Regions from separate parts of the Homo sapiens genome. Here region 1 is linked to region 2. A link is a loop called in an ENCODE intact Hi-C map of the cell type or tissue named here. Cell type or tissue: B cell. All regions are shown on one strand. Links, peaks and the distances in the headings refer to the core of each region. The heading gives the core; the rest is flanking DNA. Region 1 has its middle 110 kb from the start of LINC01031. Region 2 overlaps LOC124904475 (a long non-coding RNA gene).

Region 1 (8,349 bases), core at 270-8,269, 60 kb before region 2:
GTATCTTGGTTTTAACTTTGGCCATCCTGGTACATGCGTAATGGAATCTTATTATGAATTTAATTGGTATTTAGAAAAAGTTATGATTTATTTAAATTAGCCTGCTACCTGTGTTGTAAACCAGATTGTAACTTTTGAGGGCAGATATTTCTCAAAGAAGACAAGAGCAGTTGAATAAATACAATTTCTCAATTGAAACTCATGTTGTGGGGAAAATACTTGTATTCTATAGAAGGTTAGCAATGTTCTTAAAGCTTAGTGTTCTTTCATTTAGAGACATTTGAAACATTATTGAAAATTTCTTACTACTTTCTTCTCTTAGAAACTTCTGGATTAATTTTGATATCAAATGAAATTTAACGATGTCCATAAATAGAAAATGACATTGTGTGATGTCAACATAAAAGATGAACTTCCTGTTGACTTCTACTTATGTGGTCCAATGGGATGACAGATGGCAAGAGCAACGGCCAACTACTAGCTTTAACACCACATTAACTTCTTCATGGGTTATTATTTTTTTTGAGGGGAGGGGGACTTTTCAGCCTGTATTACTGCTGCAAGCAGCCTTATAACTGGTGATTTGTGGTGATTGCTCCAGCTGCTCTAGCTTTATCTAAGTTATACGTTCTTCCACACCAGGAAACTGACTGATGGCAGCAGAGCTTAAAATAACTCAGGGCATTTGGATTTGAAAAGTTAAAAGCTCTTTTATACTAATACAGCATTTGCTACTATATTTGAAAGTGATCTATCTACTCAGTTGGACAAGGCACAGTAATGTGCTTTATGTTATGTCTCCTATTATTTCTTTCTTAATTGAGTAGTGGAAAATAAATGAAGGGATATATGAATATAGAAACACATTTCTAGTGCAGAGACACATTCTGTGAAGCACTGGGGATATTATTCAAGAAATAATTTGAATGCCACACATAAAAAGTGGAAGTAGCATGGGTGAAAAAGCATATAATGAGACCCTAATAATATCATTAAATGATACTAGGAAGAATGTACAGAAAACTTATGCAATGATTTTGGATCTTGCCACTTTTTTGGCCACCTAAAGGTGGCCAAAACATTTATCTTTCATCTTAAAATATTTTGCTTGTCACATTATGTTCCATAAGTAAAATTATAGGACTATGCTGTTAAAAGGCCTCTGTATTGAATTGGCAGTACAATCTTTGTAAACACTTGTGGATTTAGGAAAATAACTTTTACGTGGAATTCACGGATATTTTCAAGCAGATAAGATGTGTTGATGATTTAAATCTAGAAAGAGTTTCAATAGGTAAAGATTAGATGAGTTAAAGGAGTGGCTCAGGGATTATGGGGTTAGGAGGAGATGAGGATGGTAGAGGACAGTGTTTCCAAACCTTCCACCGGTAAATCCACACCTTGACCTGTGTTCACGCAATCTCTTTTTCTATCTTGTGCTTTCCCTTATATCTAATCTTTCCCTTGTGCTCTGGACCCCATTCCTGCTTTCCATTATCCTTTGCCTCTCCCCTGGACCACTGCAATCCTATCAGAACAAACACACACATGCTGTGATCTTTGTCTTTGGCAAAAACAAAACCCAAACTTCCTGGGTCCCTATATTCCTATCAGCCATCTCTCCATCCTCAGCTCCCACTTCACAGCTTTAAGAGAGACAAAGATGTGAATCTCTCTTCCGTTACTGCCTTTCTCTCCTACTAACACCAGTGAGATTCCAGACATTATTATTTCACTGAATCTGCTGTAATTCACATTACCCATTACATCGAAGTTGCCAAGTCCACCGATTTCTGTCCTCATTTTTCTCCACTGTCTCTTAACAGCGCAGCTTAGAAGGCTCTCATGGCCTGAGCCCCACACTTTCTCTCATCCTTTGCCCCTCTCCTCTTTGCACACCATGTTTCAGTCACACTTGTCTTTTCTTAGGTCTTTGAAAACATCTCTACCAATCCCCTGCTGTTTTCTTGGCAGGAGAGAGCTTCTCTCTACTATTTGCATGGATAGTTTCTCATTGTTAGGTCGCAGATTTAATATCCTTTTAGAGATGTTTCCCCTAACTACTTTATTTAAACTCACCCCTCAGTTCTTCTGTATCTTAGCCCCCCCTTTTTTTTCTATTTGCCATTTACAATTTACTTCATATTGTTGTATATTTATGGTTATGTGTTTACATCTTTCCCCCATTTCCTTTACTAGAGTATAAACCCCATAAGCTATATTATGCCCTGTTCATTCTGGTAGCTTTGTTATCTAGAACTGTGCTAGATATTATCTATGAACGAATAAAAATAGGACCAAATTGATTATAGTCTATGTTAATATTACCATGGTTTCATTCCAATAAATAGGTCTTGTTTTGAATTCAAACAGTTAAATGAAAGATTCTCAAGCATTTTCTAAAGAGTTTCATTTTCCTTATATATGATACTGCTATAAATAAATTGCCTTTTCATTGAGTTTTTCATCCAAAAATTTTAGGTAGCATTTAAAAAGCTTTGGATCTCATAATAACACCTCACTTAACTGAATCTGCATGCTTGTATTCAGTCTAAATTAAGAAAAGGTATGAAGCCTGATGCACTGTGAAAGATGCTGAAATCCCCCACACTTTCAAGTTACTCCTCCCCTGTCTGTGATGCTGAAGTTCTGCCTTGCTCTAAATCTTCTTCTTCTTCCTCTTTCTTTCTTTCTTTTTTTTTTTTGAGACAAGTTCTTGCTCTGTTGCCAGTCTGGAGTGCAGTGGCATGATCATGACTCACTGCAGGCTCGACCTCCAGGGCTCAAGTGATTCTCTCACCTCAGCCTCTCAAGTAGCTGGGACTACAGGGATGCTCCACCATGCCTGGCTGATTTTTGTATTTTTTGTAAAGATGGGGTTTTGCCATGTTGCCCAGGCTGGTCTTGAACTCCTGAACTCAAGCAATCCACCCGCCCTGGCCTCCTAAAACGTTGGGATTATAGGCATGAGCCACGACACCTGGCCCTAAATCTTTTTAACGTCCACTTTCTGATGTAGTTGCAGCCAGAAATACACATTAATTGAATGCTTGTGACAGGGATCACTTCAGATAATATTTTGTTTATGTAATTAGCTTCCCTTAATTAAGGGTCAAACCTGAGGGACTTCTTCAACCATTGCTATCCAAACTTTGCATTAAATGCTTTTAGTTTTACTCACGGTAATTCTATTCCAGGACAGATAAATCCCACCAGGACATTCTGACCTGGTTCTGTCCCCTGTACACACAAACAGATAAACTCAACTTCAGCTCCAAGGTCCTCGTTTTTGACTTGTTCATCTTTTCCAAGGCTGAATTGCAGAGACATTGCTTCTATCTCGTTTTCATTTTATTTTCCCTTCTTAACTTCCAACTTTTTCTTTTTCTGATGCTGACATGGAAGCATTAGCTTGAAAAAGCTGTTGATAACTCCCTATATGTCTGGGAAGAGAAGCAGGATCTGACTGGGACATGTAGCTTTTACATTTCTCCTCTCCTTTAGCACAGAAATTCTTGCAAAACTTTCTTGTCATTTAGAAATTTTAGTAGGTATAGGGGCTTAAAGGAAAGGAAATAGAGAAAAGCTGTTCTTCATTAACAGGAGAAGACCTCGGGCTGCTGAATAAAGGAGAGCAGGTTGGGAGACAGGCAAGTGAGAGACAGGAGTTTGAGAGCAGTGAATTAGCAGAAGACTTGGAACTGAAAGAAAGGGAAAGTGAAAGTGCTGGAAATAAAGTTATGTGTGGGGTAAGTGATGAACACATCATATACTCATACTTTTCTTTACCTTGGTTTCACTCCTATCAGACAAATGCCTAGGACTGTGTGAATCTTGTCCAAATTCATCAGAGAATTTTTTTATTCTATGGGGAGGAAAAATGTATGGTTTCATGAAATACTTCTTGCCTTCCTGTCTTTTCCCCTTTCAATTCATTCTGCACCACGTATGGTTAGCGAACTGATTTCCTAAAACAGTCTTTCATTATGTCACTTTAAAATGGAAGAATCTGTAATGGTTCCTTATTGCCTATTGTATAAAGTATAAACATCTCATTTTATATTTTAACCACATTCAGCATTATTTCCTACTGTTTTTCCACGCATACCTTTTGCTATCTCCCCTAACTCTACACTTTTTCTTGGCTTTGCATTTTTAAATTCATTTCTATGAAACACATATATCTTTGATACCAACAGTTAGATTAGCGCTACCTGACTACAGATGATACAAACAAATACGACTAAAGTAGCAATCTTTATGTAGTTATTTTGCCTGGAAAGCCTTTTTTTCTTATTATCATAATAACATAAATTTGTGTAGTGTTCACATTTTCCAGTCCTTTATCGTGCATGGTCCATATCAGTACTTCTCAAAGTTGGATATGAGCAAGAATCATTAGTAAAGCCTGAGAGAGATTCCTGTGCCCCACTCCCAGAGATTCTGAGTCAACACATGTGGGTTGAGACCCTAGATTTTCCATTTCTAACAAATTCCCAGGTGCTTTCCCACACTTTCTATTTTCCTATGATGCTGATGGTTCAGGGACCATACTTTGAGTAGCTCTAGTCTATCCAATAACCCTAAGGAGTAGGCTGTATCATCTTCAAGATAGAAATGGGGAGAATGACACTCGGAGGAGCACAATTGACTAATCAATGGTCCTGTGACTTGTGAATTATAGCACTAGAACTCATGTTCTCTGAGCTGTGATCAAGTGTCATTAGTATCTCATCCTACTGCCTGTGTACAGTCTAAGGCATCATACATATTTATGACAGCTTTGAATGCTTAGCTCAATTCTTACTTCAGTCTGGCAAAAAAAAAGTGAGGATTTTTGCTTGTAATGATTTATGATACTTAGTATATACATTAGTAGTTCTCGAAGTTCAGTCCGTGTATTCTATGGGTCTCTTAGATCCTTTCTGAGTGTTTTAGAGTTTAAAGCTATTTTCATAATAATGCTAACAACATTGTTTACCTTTTTCACTGAGCTGACATTTGCAGTCAGGGTGAAAAAACAAGGGTGGGTAAAACTACTGGCACCTTAGCGTGAATCAAGGCAGTGGCACCAAACTAAACTAGAAGTCATTGTATTTCTTCACCATACATTTACAGTTAAAAAAAATGCCAGGGACGCTGAAAAGTATCTTTAGGAAGCAGTAAAGATTATTAGTTTTATTAGATCTCAACCTTTGTGTGTATGTCATTTTAACTTTCTGTATAACAAAATGGGAGGTAGGAAGAAAGTCCTTTGGTTTCATAGTGTGACGTGTGATGGCTGTTTTGAAGAAAAGCGCTTATGTATGTCTGAATTGCAAGCTAAACTAGCTGCTTTTTTCATGGCATGTCATTTTCACTTGAAGGGACAACTGACAGGTAAACTAGGGTTATCCTAATTTATTTGGCAGACATTTTCATAAAAATAAATGAAGCGAGCAGGTCATTTTAAAAAAGGAACTGATATTTTTTTGTTGTTGTCAATAAAAATATTTGAGCTTCCACACAAAAATTAGAAATTTGGAAAACTAGTATTTATCACCATAAGGTAGTCAGTTTCCCAGTACCTAAAGACTTTTCCAGTGAGACAGGTGGTGGTATTAACGAATGTGATTTTTTGACAATGTGATGAAATGGATCAACATTTGGAAGGCCTAAATAGTTCAGTGAACAGATACCTTTCATGTGATCAATGCATGGTTAACAAAAAGGTCTGTTTAAAGTGCCAAATGGACTAATGATTTTTAATGTAATAGAATACAAAAAGTTCATGGATGTGGTTTTCAATGTCACATTATGGTGTATTATCAAAGAAGAATAAACACAATTACCTGAAAAGGCTATTAAAATACCCTTTCCTTTTCTAACAACATATCTGTGTGAGGCCATGTTTCTTTTTTTCATAGATTTTAACCAATCAACATATTACAACAAACTGAATATAGAAGCAGATATAACGAATAAACTGTTTATGATTAAGCTGGAAGGTAAAGAGTATTGTAAAAGTGCTTGTCAATGCCGCTCTTCTCACTCAAGTATTTTGCTTTGGAAAATGTGGTTATTTTTTGAAAACAGATATTACTTATGACATCATACAATGGGTTTACATTGTTATTTTAAAGTGAATCAATAAACAAAATATTTTTAAAAGTCTCCATTTTATTTTCTAACATGGCAAATGCCAATAAATAAAACCTATAGAAATTTAGGGGTATAAAGGAACTCTTAGACTGAAAAATTTGAGAATTGTTGGCTGACTTTATGAATTTTGGTAATTGATTACATTCAGTATGTTAGTAGCATGGAAATAGAAATGGCCTAAAGTTAAAAATAACAACAACAACAACCACTTTGATTTTGGCTTTGTGAAAATTAAAAGCAATTCTCAGTTACAATGCTGTAACCAAGTGTCTGGAATAAAGAATCCTACTATGTAAGATACTTCTAAGCATTTTTAAGTTTGTGTTTTTAATATAATAATGCATATACATGAGTTTAAAAATAAAATTACATTTTAAGAGTCCTAGCCTAATCTTCACTACCTCTATTTTGTTTCTTCATGGGCAATTCTATTTAATTCTATTAGCTTTTTCTAATACTTACCCCCTTAATCTAGCACCCCTTCTGTGCTCTTCCAGAATCAGACAACCTCACTTGTCTCTAAAGAGTGTGGCTACTTGTTCTGTCACCTCCCCCGTGACCAGCCCTGCATAGGCTCTAACTAACCTCACTGAGCCATGACCGAACAACCTCTCACTTCCAGCCTGCCTCCTATGCCTCTTGCCTCATATCCAGGGCGTCCCTATTGACACTGAAGCAACACCTTGCTCACTTGATGACTGTGTTTGTTTATTTTTATTTTATTTTATTCATTTACTTTTTCAGATGGAATCTCACTCTGTCACACAGGCTGGAATGCTATAGCATGATCTGAGCTCACTGCAACCTCAGCCTCTCGGGTTCAAGTGATTCTCCTGCCTCAGCCTCCTGAGTAGCTGGGATTGCAGGCATGTGCCACCACGCCTGGCTAATTTTTGTATTTTTAGTAGAGACAGGGTTTCACCATGTTGGCCATGCTGGTCTTGAACTCCTGACCTTGTGATCCACCCACCTCGGCCTCCCAAAGTGCTGGATTACAGGCATGAACCACTGCACTCGGCCTGTGTTTGTTTAATTCACACATGTGAAGTGAACCTTTGACCAGTAATTTATAGAAGCTGATGGTTAAGTCTTCTGCCCTCATCCCTAGCACAGTGGACAGTCTCAAGTGATTTCATTTACAGAGACTCTCACAATTGTGACAATGAGCCATCAGTTGTGCTTGCTATCAAGAGTAGCCGAGTTATAATTTGGCAACCACCTTTGATTGGGACTCACCTTTTACTTGTCTCATTCCCCCTTTCCGTTATTTCTCCTAATAAATTAGCAGCTCATCAGCCTTTGCCACAGGCTCTGCTTTTTGGGGAACCCAGGTTAAGACTCTCCATATTTCTAAACAAATTAAAAATCGTATCTTTACATTTTTCAATTTAAGCATTATCAATTGACTTTTTTCATGAAAAATGAGGATTTAGTGTTCTTATATTTCCTTACCCCACTCCCAATACATTTGCCATTTGCTGTCCCCTCTATAAATTCTGTTATAATTTTTGGTTAAATGAATATTCAGTGTTTATGTCATTATAACTGCCTTAATATGGTTTGCAGATGAGTCACATAGTGTATTAGGATACATTTCTTTACCCTTTAATTACTTAATTTTTATGTACCAATCACTAATTAAACCCCATACTCACTGACAGAACATTAAAACATCTCTCAATGTAGTCATACATCCAAGAAATCTATGAGTTCAATGTGTGTGTGTGTGTGTGTGTGTGTGTGTGTGTGTATGTGTGCACATGCGTGCATGCAGGCTTATCCTTTCTGAAAACTTTCATCTTTTTTCCCCGGTCAGAACTTGCTTTCTAGGTTTGCTGCCCAGCTGTCATTCTGGAGTACGTCTTTATCATCATCAGTTCATTTTACTCTTGTTTTTGGATCCTCTGTTTTGGAGTTTTTTTCTTCCTTTTCTTGGATTTCTCTTTTGCTTTTGTAGAGCACATCTTCCAAGAACCTTCTGAGAAAGTATTTGGAAGGCAAATCTTTTGAGACTGCACAAGTCTGTAAAGTCCATGTATATGTATATGTTGATGCTTTGAGATATAAACTTCTATTGCGTTTGTGCCACGTTGTTGGGCTTTTTTTTTCTTCTTTGAACTATGGTGTAATTTACTTTGACACAGTATGGAGCTATTCATGTATTGTTTGGGCACTTTGTGGGCTCAATGTATCATTATGAAGACATGG
Region 2 (8,349 bases), core at 86-8,085:
CAGGCATTTTTTTTTTCTTAGAGGAAACAGTAGAGAACAAAATAGACCAAAACCCTTGTCCTTGTGGGGTTTATATTCTGGTAGACATGATCCATTCAGTGGTCCATATTGGCCAGTGGGTAACCCACAAAAATTATTTGAGCTTTAATGTCCTAAACTGCTTATTGGAGAAAATAACATCCATCTTGCAGGTATGCTGTATGTTTAAATGAGAAAATATGTAAAATGCTTAGAATCTTATATGCAGTGGGAATTCAACAAATAGCAGTCTATTTTTAGATCTTAGTTCATATATACATTTTTTTGTTACAGCCTTAGACTTAGTTGTTTCTTAAGACTGACTGGGATTTCAAATGTACTTTAATCCAAGATATTTGTCTCACAACATTAAAAGAGTTCATTCTATTGATAAATATTTAATGAGTTTCTACTTTGTGTGGGGCACACAGTAACACAATGCAGCTTTTTATTCTCTTTCCCTTGCAGGTGAAATGATGAGTTAATATGCTTTGTACCCTAGAGCATGTTAAAAGAACACTATTCTCAACATTTGATGATCCTCTGCCCTGTCATTGGTCTTGAACAGCCAGTTATGTTGAAAGATGGCTTTCTCCATGAACTCCCCAAAGTTTTCACAATTTGTATCTCAGCTTTCAGCTGGCTACAATCCTCCCACCAGAATCTAGGTTCTTAAAATTTAGTTTATCCCTTTCCTCTTTAGAATTTTTAAAAACACACCCATAGACAATTTTACCATGGTTTCAAATTTCTAGTGGTATCTTAAACACTAACCAGTATTTTGTAGCTCTCTGCTTTTAGCCTAATCTTCTCTTCCATCTTTGCTTCTGCTTCCTCAACCTGGCTTCCTTCTGGTGAATAATTCTTCACAGGTTCTCAGTTCCTCAGTTATCTTTTATTCAGTAGGATCCCTCCATTTGTTCCTTGGTTCTTGTGCTTTTCCTTCCTGCCTCTTCTTCCATGCCTCACCAGTGTGGTGTCTCACCCACTGTCTACACTTCCATTCTTTTACCCTTTCTACTGGAGTTGTTTCCCAAGTCCGCTTTCCAGCCAGCTTCCCGTCTACTGCTCTTTCACTGTCTAGCTTATTCTTGCTCATATTTCACATTATATTCTCCCTGTCCTCCTCCCCATCTTTTCTCTTTCCTCCTTCCATCTTCCTGCCTTTCCTCTCTGATGCTCTTTTAACTACTGTTTTTAATCAGGGCTACTTTATTTCAGAGGGTTAGAGAAGTATAATGAGACATGGACAAGAAGGAGCCTCGGGTCTTTATGCTTCAAAGCTTTATTCATTTATTTGTCTTTTTCCTTTGGATGCAAAGATTGTTTCTACTGTTATTTCTCATGGGTGTCAGTATCCAACTTCTATTCCCTTTGCTGTGTGGAAAAAATTTTATCTAAGATTCAAAGACAGTCTTATTGCTAGAGAAAAATGTAATTTCTCCCGAAGATCTTGCTGCATTTTCAATGATTTTTCTGGAATATTCTTTATATACTATATCCCCTTTTACTTTTTTTTTCCTGTCCTGACCCAAACTATAATCTGAATACTGACAACATCCTTAAACTATAGTTCAGGATTTTTCCATATTTATTAACTTTCAAGTTTGAAAACAGTATGAACAGGTTTGGACCTAATTGCTTCTGTGTGTTAGTCTTTAGGCTTTGTATTAGACTACATAATCCATGAGGCTAATGTCTCAGACATTTTGCTTTTTGTGATGTTATTTCATGTTGAATTTATAATTTATAGATGGCAGTGTAAGCTTTTTACATAGAATATGGGGTTAAGGTGTGATAGGGTTTGGCTGTGTCCCCACTCAATTATCATCTTGAATTGTAGCTCCCATAATTCCCACGTGTTGTGGGAGGGACGTGGTGGGAGATAACTGAATCATGGGGGCGGTTTTCCCCATACTGTTCTCATGGTAGTGAATAAGTCTCACGAGACCTGATGGTTTTGTAGGGGGGAATCCCTTTCACTTGGTTCTCATTTCTCTTTTGTCTGCTGCCATGTAACACATGACTTTTGCCTTCCACCATGATTGTGAGGCCTCCCTAGCCACACTGAACTGTGAGTCTGTTGAACCACTTTTTCATTATAAATTACCCAGTCTCGGTATGTCTTTATCAGCAGCGTGAAAATAGACTAATACAGGGTGGAAGCCCAGAAGGAGCTAAACTAGTTATTTTTTCTCTTGCTTTCTGCTTCTTTACTGTCTGAGATCTGGTTCCACTTTTTTCTTCCAGGAGATAAAGAAAAAAAATAAAAAGAAAAGGAAGAAAGAGGGGAAGTAGAAAGATGATGGGCAGGCAGCTGTAGGAGTTTTTCAAGTGCTCAAATGAAGGGAATAAATGGAAAGATTATCAATAGCTATTCCAAATTTTTCTTTCCAATGGGCTACCTCAATCCCTTAGAGGTTTTAGTGCTGACCACTTGTCTTTTAAGGGTTTGTTGGCCCCCAGACCTGCTTCTTTCATGGGGCCAACATGAATTGGTTTCTATTCAACTGAGATTAGAGACTAAAATTTAGAGCTTTATTTACAAGCTACATAGATGAAAAATAGACTTTAAAATGTGTGGTTGTCTAATCATTTAGTCAGATAGCTAATTGGAAACAGCTGTGATAGCTCCAAGGCAGATGTATACCTTCCTTATAAAAGTCAGGTGAGACCTACATGATAGGGTACCTGAAAGGTAGGTTTACAATACAGAAGAGGGAAGGGCTGTGTGCAAACATATTTTTTGTAAGAATTGTATCAATTTATGAGAGATGACAGGAGATTGATTTTTTAAGAGGTAAATTTCAGCTGCAGAATTTAAATCTGAAACTTTGACTATCCAGTAACAGACTGAGCCAGCATTTAACAAAGCAATGAAGCAGGGAGGATCTTAAAGTCTTTAGCTTTAGTTTGGGATGGGGGTTGGTACACTTTTTCTGTAAATGGCCAGATAGTAAATATTTTAGGCTTTTCAGTACACATGGTCTATGTAGTAACTACTTGTGTAAAATGAATATTAGTACACATATGCCTTGGGATGCAGGAAATTTCAGATGATATCGTTAGCATTTTGGTGGGAGCAAATAAAGGTAAAGGCAAAGTGCTTGGTTTACAAACTTGAAAAGCTTCCTTAGGGTATTCCTTTATACAACTTAAATGTGTTGGAAACCATGTAAATGAACAGGATGCTCTCTTCAAATTTAGGACTTCCTTGGAAAAGCCATATGGAATAGTGTGTTTCAAAAAACTGACTTGTTTTTTTTCTCTTGCCCATTAGAATATCCCACTGTAATATGCTGCATTACTTTAATAAGGGTCAAATCAGAAGTCGATTGTATTCTTGTTTCATTTTTGCACAGAACAATTTTGGATAGTAGGATTAATTCTGGTTTTCTGTGGTGTTTGGCTGTTTACTGGGGGAATTTGTTGATAATGTTTTAAAAGTATACGTTAGTGTTTAACTCTCATTCATACCAGTGATGTGTTTGGAAATAATAATGTGATTCACTTACTGTTACCCTTAGAATTCTAATCAAACTTATTTTAATACCATATGGAGAGTCATGGGTTGCAGATTGTAATATAATCAAGGGAAAACAAGATTTTTAATAATCCAATTGCATTTGTCAACGGCTCAACTTATTGGTGCAGAACAGTGCACAGGACTGTAATAAGTGGTACTATTTGGTAAGGGGAAGAAGAAGCTAAAAGCAATGTTTCCTATGACATATCAAAAGGTATTTTTAAACATTATATCTATGACTACTTATCTATATAAATTCTTACTCTATGTAATATTTTACTGGAAAGAAAGTTAATGTGGTATAATAAAGTTTAGTATTTAATAAAGTAATGTAATTAAAGTAATATAATAAAATTTAGTATTTGTTAAAGTAGTTATCTTAATGGAAACCACTTATAGAAAATAACTATAGTAGGCATTTTGATCCCAATGTTATAAAGTGACTTATCCAAAATATGTAAGATTGCATTAAACTTTTGTAAGTGGTCCCCAAAATTTCAAGAAACAAATGTGTGAATTGAAGAGAAGTCACTGTATTTTTCTGGGGAAAACTTATATAATTCTTAGAAATGTCAATTTGACTGTATTGACAAAGCTTGCTTCTTTCCTCACATAGTTTATCTTATTGTGGAGCCTGTCAACTAGGAAGAGGTGAAGACTAGACTGCAATGCAGTAAGATAAGGCATTTCTTGGGGTCTTAGGAATTGCAATTTGAGGGACAGACTGAGCTAGAAACTAAACTGTGTTCTGAAGAGAGGTAGGATGGTACAGATTTGTAAAAGGATGCTGAAGGTAATCACAAGTTGTTTTGAAAGATATCACTGGTGACAGTGGTTGGTTTAGTACATGAGTCCACAGTTCATTGGTTGTCACTGTTTAGGAGTTGCAGCATTGGTGAAATTCGGCTGTTTTCCAGGATGTTGTGGTCATGGCGGTGTGACCCAGTTCAAATGTTAAAGACAAGTTCCTGTTTTGCAAGGTTTCAGGTCACGCAGGTAGTTCTTAGAATGGCTTCCTGACTGCATTTCAAGGCTCTAAACCACTTTGTATATCACATTTCACAAGCCTAATGATAACCTGAAAAAGAGAACCAGGTCTCTTTTTCTTAGCATAATAAAGACCAAGGGAGATCAATATTTATTAAATCATAAGCTCCAAGATATTATACTACACAGCACTACATAAGGGAAAAATGATGAATCAAGCATAATGGTTGTCGTAAAATAGGTACAAAAGGAAATAACAATATATGTTAAATAATGTAATTTACAGCTAAAGGCACAAGAGAAGAAATGTCTTTGGGCAATTGTAAATTATAATTAATAGTCAATTAAATTCTTCAGATAATTTCCTATTTAATTCTTGTGGATGGGCCACTCAGATTTGCAGCCCTAGTTGTGAGAACCTTCCTAAATCTTTGCCCCATTTGAGGTATGAGAAGGTAAGATTAGTATTTTCCCATTTATGGAGTTAACTAAATAATCACATAGAAACAGAATAGAATGGTGTTTAGCAATGGCTGGGGAAAGGAGGAAATCGGGAGTTGTTCAATAGATATAAATTTTTAGTTATACCAGATGAATAAGTTCTAGAGATGTGCTGTATATCACAGTGCCTATAGTTAACAATATTGTTCACTTAAAATTTTTAAGAGGGTTGATCTCATGTTATTTTTAGCACAAAAACCCTCCAAACAAAAACAACAAAAAACAAGGGCATTTAGAAATGTTTGGAAGTGATGAATGTTTATTATCTTGATTGTGGTGATGGTTTCATGGGTGGGTACATATGTGAAGTTGTATCAAGTTGTATACATTAAGCAGGTGCAATATTTTGTACATCAACGACAAAATATATTCATTCTTGCCATAGGCTGCAAGGAGTGGGGGAGATAGGAGATGGAAGAGATTGCTAATGGGTACAGGGTTTCTTTTTTGCATGATGAAAATGGTCTAAAATTGATTGTGGTGATGGTTGTCCAACTCTGTAAATATACTAAAAACCATTTAACTGTATACCTTAAATGAGTGAATTTTATGGGATGTAAATTGTTAATAAAGCCATTTAAAAAAGTAGATTTCTGTGTATTCTGCTGTGTGGCTGAATGAAGCTTCTGTTCTTTGTGATAGATGACAAAAGCCAGCCATAAAGACTGGTTTCAATCATTTAGAATTTTCATGTTATTGTTTTGATATCTAGGAATTGTGGGGGAAATCTGCTATCTTTGCCTGTTTGGTAGCAGGACCTGATTTCTCTCTGGAAGATTATAACCTTGCTGGGTCTTGGTCCATGTGGTTTGGATAGCACAGGGCCACCTCCAACTCCTGGCCTGGCTAAATCAGAGTCCTCCGTGGATATTTACTGAATGTGTCAGGAAAAGGTGTCCTCCCTCTACTGAGGCTGCTGAACTGGTAATCTGTGGAGCTTGAAGTTGTCATTAACATCTTTCTCACCTTGTTGGGAAAGCCCAGTTGAAGTATAATAAGCACATAGAAGAGGGGAGAGATAAGCTGTCTCTGTGGCATATGGAGCCCCTTGATCTACCACTCCTGGGCTTACTAAATACAGAAGTCATACATTATTTTTTAAAGAAATAATCTGGTCCTCAGGCAAAGGGTTTCCATCACTTGTAATTTATTTCCTCATCTTAGAGCTCTTTCTTTAAAAATTTAAGGTAGAAATTCTCGTAATCTGAGTTTTTATTTGATGCTCTATAGGAAATAGTAATGATCTTAAATGCTAGATCTCAAGTCTCAGTTCAATCTGAAACTTTAGTTAACATGTCTAGTATGTTCAACTTTTTAAAAGTTTATATATGGAGTAATTGTGAATCTGTGTCTCATACTTCCTACTCAGAAATGTCAGTTTTGTTCACAATACCACACATTATAATGCAATCCAAACTGTGTTATTCTGGTTGATTAAAAACAAACTTAAGCACATTAAAATTTTGAAGCACTTATTTGAGCATTCAGTGACTCCTGAATTGGGGTGGCATCAATCTGCAAGCAGCTCTGTTGGGAGGGGTAAAATGGGCAACTTTTATACAGTATTCTCCCTTTATTCACGGGGAATAAATTCCGAGACACCCAATGGATGTCTGAAACCAAGGGTAGTAACAAACCTTATGATATACACCATGTTTTTTAATGGATACATACTTATAATGTTTAATAAATTAGTCACAGTAAGAGATTAATAACTAAAATAGAACAATCATGACCATATACTATTAAACCAGTTTTATAAATATGGTCTCTCTCAAAATATTAATATTTTCAGACCACAGTTCACTGAAGGTAACAAACCACGAAAAGCAAAACTGGATAAGAGGGGGCTACTGTAAAGAGGTTGCAGAAGCAAGGCAAAGAACAGTGTTGATTGGTTAGAGTGGAAAGTTCCTGGTTAGAGGTTAGTTGATTTCTGACTCGTACAATTTCTTTAATTTGCTGTTTACCTTGGGCTTTGTTTTGTTCACATAGGAATTTAAAGTGCTAGAGCCACCCGGGTCTAATGGCTACCCAGTTAGAATTTTTTTAAACATGGTCAAAGGCATGTGAAGCTTATTCTGATAAGTTTATAATTCTAGTCATACATTTAAAATAACTTCTCTCTCACACCTCATTATATACAAAGTATTGGGAAAAATATATGTATTTTAAGCTCTTAGCCTATTCCTATATTGTCTTATACTGCTACTAACACAGGCATGCTGACCCTCTGAAGGGATGTTTAATCAATCTAATGAAATTTTGCTTGAAAGGGACAATTTTTTAAGAAAATGCTTTAATGTCAAACACAAGAGTCGGGTATCTTAATATGTATCAGCAATTGAACATTTTCTTTAGTAATACAAAGGAAAATAGAATGACTTTAAAATCTCTTTGTCCTTTGAACACTGAATTTAGGTTTGACCAAATGTTGTGTTTGTACCATTGATTTATCTTTGAATTTTCTCACTATGAATAAGAATTGTGACCTCGGAAATGCAAGTCTGCCATCCAGGCAGGTAGTAAGATAGAGCAGCAAGCCATCCTGGTAGAGGGAGAAGGGCAGAGGACTTGAGGGTCAGGCATTTGATTTATCTCTAAGTGTAATTACCTGACTCCAGTTTATGGTGAGGAGAGGAGGGGGTAAAAGGAAACAAAGGGTGAAGGAAACGATGGAAGTAGTAATGCTCAGCGAACAGTTGACTATGCCACCTGAAGTGCTTATGAACCCGTTTTGGCTTTGGAAACTTTCTTCAGACATGGATGCTCACCTGTAAGTCTCTCTGTGTGAAAGAGATGAAACATTGTGTGGTGGGGGTGGGGGTTCTAAATCCCTGTTCTAACAAGGTCACCTCTGAAAGCTCCTTGGAGTTGGAGCAGCTTTCCGTTTGTCTTCTGGTGGGAGGGAGGACTTGTAGGGAGAGACATGTACAAGCACTCACTCCTTTTGCCATGGAGGTGGGTACAATGTGTTTAATGTGTTCTAAGGGCTTCTTGCCTGTTTAGATCATGAACTACAAATTAGTTGAGAATGAACCGAGTACATTAAATATACATAATTATAACCTAGAATTATAAACTTATTAGAATAAGCTTCATATGCCTTGAGGAATGCGTTTAATAGGTAGTACTGTATTTAGGCATGGCTATATTCACTTTATCCAAACAGACAACTTCTCTTAAGTTATTTCATTGTTTGCCTGGTAAAGTTACTGGAACTGTAGTGACCTTCAAATAATAGAATAAGTTAATCTTAGATTTGTTGCTTATTTACCTGATAAGAGTAAAATAACTTTCTACATATTATACATATA

Evidence for each region. Peaks named below come from ENCODE experiments on the same cell type or tissue, not always from the same donor. Only the 100,000 strongest peaks of a DNase experiment are listed, where the experiment ranks them.
Region 1: a loop joins it to region 2, with 2.6 times the contacts of the local background. A loop is called at or near these places in 6 of 110 quality-filtered maps.

What each region holds. Positions count from the first base shown.
Region 1 is chr1:193,414,899-193,423,247 of GRCh38, forward strand. No RefSeq gene overlaps it. Among named protein-coding and RNA genes, the nearest start is that of LINC01031, 110 kb to the left of the region's middle. In B cell, for the core only: no CTCF peak of the experiment used is centred there; DNase peaks (open chromatin) are centred at 2,683 and 3,713; H3K4me3 peaks cover 1,245 bases; H3K27ac peaks cover 326 bases.
Region 2 is chr1:193,474,984-193,483,332 of GRCh38, forward strand. All of the region lies in intron 3 of LOC124904475 (a long non-coding RNA gene), which reads left to right. Among named protein-coding and RNA genes, the nearest start is that of LINC01031, 170 kb to the left of the region's middle. In B cell, for the core only: no CTCF peak of the experiment used is centred there; DNase peaks (open chromatin) are centred at 2,028 and 4,468; H3K4me3 peaks cover 332 bases; H3K27ac peaks cover 447 bases.